Linked DNA regions of Homo sapiens: region 2 is linked to region 1. A link is an interaction called in ENCODE POLR2A ChIA-PET data of the cell type or tissue named here. Cell type or tissue: OCI-LY7. All regions are shown on one strand. Region 1 overlaps LPCAT1 (lysophosphatidylcholine acyltransferase 1). Region 2 overlaps CLPTM1L (CLPTM1 like).

Region 1 (5,000 bases):
GGGGACTCAAATGCGTGTGAACTTGGGTCTCTCCCGCGGCGGTTACCTGGGTCTAGTATTGTGTCTGCACCCCTGACGTGGGAAGTGTGGCAGTGAGCAGGCAGCAGAGTCCACTGTTCTTTTTGCGCTGAGTCTGTTTGGAATTCTGCACACCCTTGGGCGTGTCAGAGGGTCCACCTGGATCCTGTCGTCTCCCTTGGGCTACTTTAGAAAGTAGTGGCTTTCATCAACTGTGTCCATACTGGGGCATGCAGACCTGTTCTCTGTGGTTGGATCAGAGTCACGTGGAAAAGCCAGTTCCTCGCTCACACTGGCACCGGCTGCCGTGCCTCTGGGGCCGCACAACCTGAGTGTCTGGACATTTATGGGAGCTGGGTCGAGAAAGTGTGCAGTCACTCACCTACGTGTGCCGCCGGGGTTTCCGAGCCTGTGGCCATCCTCCTCCAGCTCAGATGCGCGTGCTTTCACCCTCCACCCTCCTTGGTGCAGCAGGCAGATGGCAGGTTTTGCTTCCAGAGGCTTCAAGGTGCAGCTCACTGGAAGGTACTGGGTCTTCCCGTTCCATTGTCTTCACCACGCGTGGTTCTGAGTCATTCTGATCAGAACCAGAGATGCAGAGGGTGGAGGCGGCACGCGGTGACCACGAATCCGTGTGCCCCCACCACACTGGGTCCGTGCCTGGGCGTGGCCTGTGGGCAACCTTGGTGAAGGCCAAAAGTGGGCCGTGTTTCCAAGGCCCCAGGCAGAAGACAGCTGGCAAGTACGTCAGGTCTTGTTCCTTGACAAGGTGTGGGGCTGGGGTCACTGCTGGGCCCTGTCTTCAAGGGCAGGTGTTCCTCGGGAGTGGAGCCTCGTGCCTGCAGGGAGGCCCCTGGGGAGGGCCATCGCCTTGCCCTTTGGAGCTGGCGGCCCTTGTGTAGACGTGAGGAGGGCGTGTGAGCACCTCTCAACGCATATCACGAAACTGAGGGGACTCATGGCGGTGCCCAGTAGGAGCTCACTGTGTGCAGTCCAGGAAGGGCGCTCGCTGTGCCCCAGGTGGGTTCCACGGGGTCTGGGGAGATGACACGGTGGCTTGATCCTTTCCCCGTCTCCATTTCCAGTGGGTCCAGCCATGAGTTCTGCGTGTCACCTGCAGGCCCGGGTTTCCGGCTGCCTCGAGTCACGTGTTCGGAATCTCTCAGGCCCTCATGCGTCTTAGCTGGGTACTTCTTAGTGAGGTTTGGAGCCTCCTGTTTGGAGGTGAAATTGGTGTGTGGTGCGTGATCCTGACGCCTCGTGGTGGAGCCCTCCAGAGCCGTGAGCGTCTCCCGCCTTGAGCCTGACAACAGAGGCACCCACAACCTGCCTGCTGCCTTGGGCTCCAGCTGCCCCAGCTCCATGGCGGCCCACCCACTCAGACCCTCCCTCCACCTTTCATCACATCGCCTGATGTTGGGGTCACGTTGCTGGGGTCACCCGTTTGGGCACCACTGCTGACTCCCCGCCTTCATCCCCGGAGACCTTCCCGCATTGGGCCCAGCCTCCAGCCTCAGGCTCCTGGAGCCTCCAGCAGGGTCCTCCTGGGCCCAGGTGCCTTCTTTCTCCTGAGTGTCTCTTGTCTGTGCTGCACTGTCCACCTGAGTCCCCCTGTTCTGACCCAGGCCAGGGGTGCCGCCTCTGAGGTGGGGGTGATAGAGCTCAGCAGAGCCCTGTGGGGTCTGCTGGATGTGGTGGGTTCCAGCAGGGCTGGGACCCTCAGGGCTCTGCAGGGATTGAGTTGCTCCTGAAACAGGCCCATGTGGGGCCTTCCTCTCCAGTGCCCACACTCACCCTCCTTGTCAGAGGGCACTAGAGCAGGATCGGCTGACTGGGTACCTGGAGACCCCTCCTGGAAGGTCCTGGGCCCACGCCCTCCACATGCCCACACCCCACCTGCCTGCCAGCTCCAAGCTCTCAGAGCAGAACGAAGACAGTGAGAAGGCCCTAGGATGCTGCGTGGGCCCAGCGATGGCACTGACAGCCCGAGGATGCAGAGGCGGGCCTACCAAATGTGGCTGTTGGAAGTGGACGCAGCTCTCACTGGGCCACAGTGGCCTCCCTGCACGGGCTGTGAACAGACATGGATGTGGCTGTCCCTGGCCTCCCTGCACGGGCTGTGAGCAGACATGGATGTGGCTCTCCCCGGCCTCCCTGCACGGGCTGTGAGCAAACATGGATGTGGCTGTCCCTGGGCCGCAGCGGCCTCCCTGCACAGGCTGTGAGCAGATGTGGACACGGCTCTCCCTGGGCCATGGTGGACTGTTTCTTCCTGTGGGGTGGGCTGTGGGGGATGGTCAGGGTGAATAAGGGGTGATGGCCTTCTGGGGGCCTCAGGGGTCCCTGTTGAGCCATCTTCCAGCCTCATTGTTGCAACTAGTGACGTTAGACCCATGCCCAGCACAAGCTATGTGTGAATATGGAGGTTTCTGTGCAGTTTAGAAGCCCGTACCTCCTCCCCTCTGCCTTGTTCCTGCATTCAGAAGCCCTGGGCTCTGACTGCCTCATCTTGGTTTCTCCCAGCCTGGCCCTTGTGCAGCCTGCCTTGGGTGCACAGTGCTGGCGGGGTCTGGGTGCTGCTGACCCTCAGGGGCCCCTGGGAGACTAGGGAGGCCAGAGACCCCTGCAGACTTTCCCACCGGGGTTTCCATGAAGTCACTGACCTTTCAGGCTCATGGGGGGTTTCTGTGCTCTTGGGGACTTTCCTGAGAGGTCCCCAGGGTGTTGAGGTTTCCTTTGATTCTTACTGAGTTTCAGTGATGTCCCCTTGACACATGGTCGGGATGGTCGGCTGAGCTGTAGCAGCAGAGCCATTATCACCCACAGCAGGTCTCGGCACTCCACGCGAGCTCCTGGGCTCGGTCCCAGGCAATGAGGACTATTTCCTCCACACTGCGTGTCTCAGGGGCTGGGACTCGGCTGCCGGGCGTTGGAGCTGGGGCTTGAGCCTGGGTCTGTGCCAGCCCTGCCGTCCTCCGCCTCCCCTGACACAGCCACCCGTCCACCTGGGCACACAGAAGTGCTGGGTGAACTGCATGAGCTTGCTCCCAGGTGCTGCTGAGCCCACAGCAGGAAGGGGGCAACCCAGCCCTGGACACAGGGGAAGCTGCGGCACACGGGCCCAGGGACTTGGGGTGCCAGCTGGACACCAAGGCTGCAGGTGGATGTCCTGCATGAGACGAAAGCTGAGTGGGTTGGGCGGTCAGCTCGAGGTTTCAGCCCTGACACGGGCCTCTGGCCTCAGGCCACCGTGAAGGGAGAATTGGCCCTAGGGACAGATGCTCCTGGCAGCCCTAGGGGCAAGCATGGGCTCCATTCTCCCAGAATTGTGCAGAATCCCGCAGCCAGGACCAACCGCAAATTCCTGACCACATAGTGGCACTCGCTGGCAGCCTGGGAGGAACGCGCTGCCTGGGGATTCACTCGCCTGGCCTCAGGTCGCCAGGCAGGGGAGCCCTTCTCAGACCGCCTGTCCTGTTCTAAAACTTGAGTACTTCTGATGCCTGAGTTTTCCAGTTAAAAAAAAACTCTTTCAATAGAGATTTAAATAGAATTTAAAATAGAAACAATCATCCACAGAGTCCATGGTGCCTTGCTCCAGCCCGCAAGGGCACAACTCCGGCCAGTGAGAAGGCGGAGCGGCTGCTGGGTACAGCCACAATTCCAGTGGGAACGGGGAAGTTCCTGAGCCTCTGCGGCCTGTGGCTCTAGCTGGGCCTCGCTGGGGCTCCTCCTGATTCCTTGGGAGCCCATCAGGTGGCAGCCACTCAGAGAGAGAGGCAGATCCCGGGCAAGTCCTGCTGCAGCTGTGACCAAATCCGCCCGTCCTTGGAGCTGAGCCCCAGGGGCAGGTGAGGGCGGCGGGTGGGGCCCCGAGGCAGGTGTATGTGCTTGGTGAGGGCAGACCCTAACCCCGTCAGGTGGGTGAGCATTGGCCGGTGATGAGGACCCCCACTTCCCACCAACGCCTTCCAGCTGGTGCGCGATGTTACAGCAGAAAGTGTCCCTCCACGGATGTCTTCCAGCTCGTGCGCAATGTTATAATAGCAAGTGTCCCTCCACAGACGCCTTCCAGCTGGTGCGCGATGTTACAGCAGAAAGTGTCCCTCCACGGATGTCTTCCAGCTCGTGCGCAATGTTATAATAGCAAGTGTCCCTCCACAGACGCCTTCCAGCTCGTGCGCGATGTTAAAACAGAAAGTGTTCCTTGGCCGGGGAGCGCCCCTGGCCGATGTTCCTGCCCATCCGTGCTGTGGCGCTGGGTGTTTACGGTCAGGACAGATGTTGAGATAGTCCAGGCATGGAGTGCCCTTGCTGACCAGGAAGGCCTAGACAGAAAAGCTCACTTTTATCCCAAGGGCAGCATGAGAAACGCAGCAGACGCTGTCCTGCGTGGGCTGCCATGGGCAACACCGCTGTTCCTTTCTCGGCAGGTGCATTCATCCCTGGAGCGCCCGTCCAGCCTGTGGTTTTACGATATCCAAATAAACTGGTGAGTTGTGTTTTTTTGGGGTCAGCTTCCAGGGGAATTCTCCGGGAAACGGGAACTGCGAGCTGCCTCTGTGCACCTGTGTCTCTGTCTCTCCACACCCTTTATCTGCGCCACAGCCCACACTTGGCCATGCTGAGTCCATCCGGCCTCAGCGCTGGAGAGGGCAGGACAGGCCCGGGCCCTGGGCTCGGCACGTTCCTGAGTGCGGCCTGTTCTATGCACGTGTCCCTGATCAACCCCATGATTCCACAGTGGTCCCCAGTGTTCCAGAGCCCTGCTTCCATAGCTCCTGACAAAGCTGCCCTTTCCTCTGTGTGCCAAACCTGACATTTTGGAGAGGGAACCCCTCCACCCCACATCACCGGCCAGGGCCCCCAGCAGCTTTCAGTACCCAGTTCATGCTCCAGGAAGTTTAAAAATTAAGAACATTTAAGTTCTGGAAGGCGGAGGCAGCTGGAGAGAAAGGAGGTGACTTTGTCATTTCTGTGGT
Region 2 (5,000 bases), 160 kb after region 1:
GATGCCCTGCCTGTGCCCCTCACGCCGCCCCCTGCAGAGCAGCCCTGCCACCCTGAGCGCTGTAGCTCGTTCTGTCTGTCCCTGTCGGGGTGAGCTCCATGCAGTGTGTTTACAGAGGCTTGGCGTTTGGGCCTCTAACTGGAAGCCATCTTTGTTCCCTGCAGGCCATGAAGTACTTGTCATACCTGCTGTACCCTCTCTGTGTCGGGGGTGCTGTCTATTCACTCCTGAATATCAAATATAAGAGGTAGGAGGCCGCACACGCTTCCCCTGCTGCGTCTTTCCCCTGAGAAAGCCATTTGGATGACTGAGCCAGAGCGGGGTGCGACTGGAGGGCAAACTCGGGGCCGGGGCACTTGGGCCAGCGCCTGGGAGGGGTCCTGCCCCTGCAGCTGCACACGGTGGGCTCTGGGCCTCAGTGTCCCCCTGGTAAGGTGTAGCTGAGAGGACTGACTCCAGCCACCAGGCTTCATGGGAGGCTTGGGCCTGAGCTGAGAGGGGTCCTGGAGCCCCTGGCCTCTGCTGCCCGTGTGGGGTGCTGGCCCTGAGCTGAGAGGGTTCCCGGAGCCCCCGGCCTCTGCTGCCTGGGTGGGGTGTTGGCCCTGAGCCGAGAGGGGTCCTGGAGCCTCCAGCCTCTGCTGCCCGGGTGGGGTGCTGGCCCTGAGCCAAGAGGGATCCCGGAGCCCCCAGCCTCTGTTGCCCAGGTGGGCTGCTGGCCCTGAGCCAAGAGGGATCCCGGAGCCTCCAGCCTCTGCTGCCCAGGTGGGGTGCTGGCCCTGAGCTGAGGGGTTCCTGGAGTGCCCGGCCTCTGCTGCCCGGGCAGGGTGCTGGCCCTGAGCTGAGAGGGGTCCTGGAGCCCCTGGCCTCTGCTGCCCAGGTGGGGTGCTGGCCCTGAGCTGAGGGGTTCCTGGAGTGCCCGGCCTCTGCTGCCCGGCCGGGGGTGCTCAGCGCTATCTCCAGCTTGAGAACCAGGCTCAGCACTGCTGCTCTTGGCTGCCGAGCTGCCGTGAGAGCATCTGGGTATTTTCAGAGGATTTTTAATGAAAGAATTATTTTTCATCAATTTAATACAGATATTAAGCTATGCGAGAAATAGGACTTCTCCTTTTTTTTCCGTTTCAGCTGGTACTCCTGGTTAATCAACAGCTTCGTCAACGGTGAGTCCATGTGCTTCCCTGCTTCAGTACTAGTGTTTCCAGCAGGCAGCGATTTAATTGTTCTTGCATTGAAACCCAGTGTGGCAAGCCCCCCTGTGATTTGAGGCTAATCCCTCCCCACCCTGTTCTGGCACATGTGCGGTGCCCAGGGCTCCCCCCAGGCTGTGAGCAGATAAAGCCCTGCGTGGCTTCACAACAGTGACTGGTTCTGAGAAACAGGTCCTTGTACAAGCGACAGGGAGTGCTCACACCAGATGTGGCAGCCCCTCCACGCCAGGCTGTGTGGTGCAGCCGCCTGGTATATGTGTCCATCGCTGATGAAAACAGCATTGTGTGGTGCATGACTGTTGTCTGTTTTCTTCATGGAAACAAGGAAACCTAAGCATTAAAACAACACCATCCACGTCTGGTTCCTTAGAGCAAATGGAAGCACCAGGCTCTGGTGCACGGCGCGCCCCCTCCTGCAGATGCAGTGTGGGGACCCTGCAGGGCCCTGTGCTCGGGGCCACATGTCCTGGGAGGCCCGCCTGCCCCAGGTGGCACCTTCAGCTGCATGGGCTGCTGTGTCCATCCCCCAGCCCCACCAGACCAGCCCTGATCGCAGCTTTGTGGTCTCTTTGGGAAGTGGTCCCGTGAGCATTAAGGGCGAGGGCCTGTCTGGTGCAGAGCAGGTGGGTCCCGCACTGCCGTCCTCCCTGGTAGGAGTCCCACACCTGACCCCTGGGGCAGGACCTTGTGGGTCAGGAGGCCGTGTCCTCATAGCCCCAGGGTGCTCCAGTGCTCTCACTGACTTGACCCCGTGGGCAGCAGTTACACTGATTAATAAATAGAAGAGCTTTGCTCTCCAAAGTTGTCGTAGACTCTTGATAAACTTACCAGCCAGAAAGCTGCTTCACACCATGATGGACTCTGAAGTTGTCTGGATAGCAGACCTTGTTTTCTGCCCACTATGCATAGACGTGGCAGCTCGGCCCTCCACACCTCGTGAGTGCCGTCTGTGCGTAGATGTGGCAGCCCGGCCCTCCGCACCTCGTGAGTGCTGTCTGTCTTTCTGCAGGGGTCTATGCCTTTGGTTTCCTCTTCATGCTGCCCCAGCTCTTTGTGAACTACAAGGTAAGGCGGTGTGTGCTGCCCGCGGCCCGGCCCCCGTCTCCTGTGCTGCCCACAGCTGACCTGGGCCTGTCTCTCCTGTTTCAGTTGAAGTCAGTGGCACATCTGCCCTGGAAGGCCTTCACCTACAAGGTGAGTGTGACAGCCGGTGAGGAATCCCTTCTCACTGAGCAGAGCGTGAGCAAGGGCGTCTTCCAGCCAACAGCATTACTGGGGCCATCTCTGCCCAGAGTGCATCTGCACCTGTCCCTTTCATTGAAGAATATTGAGGAGGCTCCTTTAAAAAAAAAAGCGAAGAGCTATAGAGTAACTTCAGACCCTGAAAGACTGGGGTGGTTCTCTCACTTGTCACAGATTTGGTTTTCTTTTTCTTTTTTAGTGTTTATGTTTCTTCTTAGCACATGTGTCAAGACACAGACCCCCTGTGGCTCAGTAACCGGTGCCTGGGGACAACGGATTCAGGCCTCCCAGGCAGGAATGGAAGCCCCCATGGGCCGTGGCCATTCCCCGCTGGCAGAGCTGTGGAGGCCCCCTTGGCTCCGTGTGGGATTAGAAGTGCCTCGGCATTGCAGGCGGAGCTGAGTTAATGGGACATGATTTGCACTTTTCTGAAGTCAATTACAAGCTCCCAGAGGAAAGGGCAATGCTCAGGTGGCTCTGCCCTTGGCTCTCCCCTTGGCTGTGGTCTCGGGCGGCTCTAACCTTGGCTCTGGTCTCAGGTGGCTCTGCCCTTGGCTCTGTCTCGGGCGGCTCCAGCCTTGGCTCTGGTTTCAGGCCATTCTCTTTGGGTTCCCCGATGTGGGAGCCTGGGCAAGACCCGCAGTGTGTCGGGTGCCAGCAGCTGTGGGGAGCCCATGAGGGAACAGAGCTCCGTATCTCCACTTGCCGGCTTTCTGCTCTTTTTGTTGTTGCTGTGAGGAGTTCCAGTTAGTTCCAAGCATCTGCCAAAAGCCGTTGGCTTGGTTAGGTTACCAAAAACAGTAGGATTCCAGCCCCAGCAACTGGGGTTCACCCTCCTCCCGTCTGGCCCTGCAGGCTTTCAACACCTTCATTGATGACGTCTTTGCCTTCATCATCACCATGCCCACGTCTCACCGGCTGGCCTGCTTCCGGGACGACGTGGTGTTTCTGGTCTACCTGTACCAGCGGTGGTGAGTGCGGCTGCGTATGCTCGGCCGTTGCTCCGTCTCAGCGGCGTGGCTGCTGCTGAACGGAATGACGGCTTTCACCGCACCCTGCGCCTGTTTATCCATTTGAGGGAAAAGATAATTTGCAGGTGGTGGTTTTTCCTGTCTTGCCTAAACTTGGGTTCCAGTTGCCCATGATATGTCCTGGCAAGAAACTGTTCCAGCTCTGTCTCCTCACTGTGCTTTAGAAATGCTCGTTTCTATGTGAATTATTGATGAGCCACTGAAAGCAAATGTCTCTCCTTAAGCGATTTATTTACCTATTCACAGTCATTGCTATTGAGCAGAACAGAGACCGTAGCATGGCTAATCCATACTTGGCGCTAGCCTCGAAGTGTCCAGCCAGCAGTGTGGACCTGCAGGGCACAATGTCACTGGGGAGCTCACTCACCTCAGCATTGGCCGCACCCCTTAAACCAGCCACCAGGGCCTCTGAAGACTGCATTGCGTGGACCTCTCAGCTTGGCCTTCAGGTTGAAGGCTGACGGCTGAGGAAAAGGCTTTGTGGAATTTTCTAAAGGCAGAGGTTCAGGCCCCACCCCGGGCCTCGGAATTTTCCAAATGCAGAGGCTCAGGCCCCACCCTGGGCCTCCCGCTTCCCTCCAGGGCTGACATCTGCCCTCTCAGTCAGCAAAACCTCCCTCCAGCTCTGCTGTGCCAGGGTAGGAGCCAGGGATCTGGGGCTCCCCTCGGGAGGGTTGCATCTGGACCACTGCAAGCACTGCCCTCACCTCCAGTGCCGGCCCCAGGGCCTTGTCCAGGGGTCGAAGGAGTGTGTGTCACCCCCAAGACCTGCTGCCAAGTGTCTCAGAGCCTCCTGGCTGTGTCCTTTCTCTGGCCCTCAAGGTCCCTTTTCCCATCTCCCTCCCCCGACCAGGAGGCCACCTCACACACCACGGCTGTGACACTTCCCTGTGCCCTTCCCTCAGGGCCTGGGGCCATCCTACTAGTGCAGGAGAGGGATCCTCTTCCCCCAGGCCGTCCTGGCGGGTCCTGCCTAGGTCCGGGGTGCCGGCCCTTGGGGAGCGCAGTGCTCCCGTCCCCGCCCTGTCTCCACACTCAACCTCGCCAGGTGTTCAGAGCCTCTGTCCCAGCCAGCATGAGGCTGGCATGGTTCTGCCTGGTTTAACTCTTTGTTCGGGTGCAGTTGGCACATCCACACAGTGGCTCATGGCCGCCCTTGCCCAGCTCTCCAGGCCTGGCCGCCGGCTGCCCCCCCCCACCCTGTTGCTGTCTCGTGCAGCCCCTGCACGGGAGCTCCAGCTTGTGTCAGCGGGAAGGGCTATTTCACCATAAGCAACACTCACACTCACACGGGGCTTGGTTCCTGTCCCCCGTTCACCATTCTCAGATCCCCCAGCTGGCCGCCTGCCCCCTGCAGAGCCTGAGGTTGTCCAAGCCACGGAGCCCCGGACGCTGCTGCGCCTGGTGTGGTTGTCTCAACTGTGAGCCCTTCAAGTGGCTCCCAAGTCCTCGCAGGTGGCCCGGGGCGTGCCTGAAACTGTGCTGTACTCAGGCTCTGTGTTAATGGCTCCAGACCTGCAAA

Evidence for each region. ChIA-PET counts read pairs that join two places held together with the same protein. Peaks named below come from ENCODE experiments on the same cell type or tissue, not always from the same donor. Only the 100,000 strongest peaks of a DNase experiment are listed, where the experiment ranks them.
Region 2: POLR2A ChIA-PET joins it to region 1 with 5 read pairs; 5 of 35 experiments call an interaction of 5 or more read pairs at or near these places.

Annotation. Positions count from the first base shown.
Region 1 is chr5:1,482,938-1,487,937 of GRCh38, reverse strand. LPCAT1 (lysophosphatidylcholine acyltransferase 1) reads left to right here. Exons shown (of 14, transcript NM_024830.5): 6 at 4,452-4,510. Among named protein-coding and RNA genes, the nearest start is that of MIR6075, 25 kb to the left of the region's middle. In OCI-LY7, no CTCF peak of the experiment used is centred here; a DNase peak (open chromatin) is centred at 2,767; H3K4me3 peaks cover 419 bases; H3K27ac peaks cover 1,164 bases.
Region 2 is chr5:1,319,034-1,324,033 of GRCh38, reverse strand. It overlaps CLPTM1L (CLPTM1 like), which reads left to right. Exons shown (of 17, transcript NM_030782.5): 12 at 165-247; 13 at 1,123-1,157; 14 at 2,215-2,270; 15 at 2,355-2,399; 16 at 3,303-3,418. Among named protein-coding and RNA genes, the nearest start is that of MIR4457, 12 kb to the right of the region's middle. RefSeq lists a cis regulatory region at 4,013 and an enhancer at 3,941-4,085. In OCI-LY7, no CTCF peak of the experiment used is centred here; no DNase peak of the experiment used is centred here; H3K27ac peaks cover 437 bases.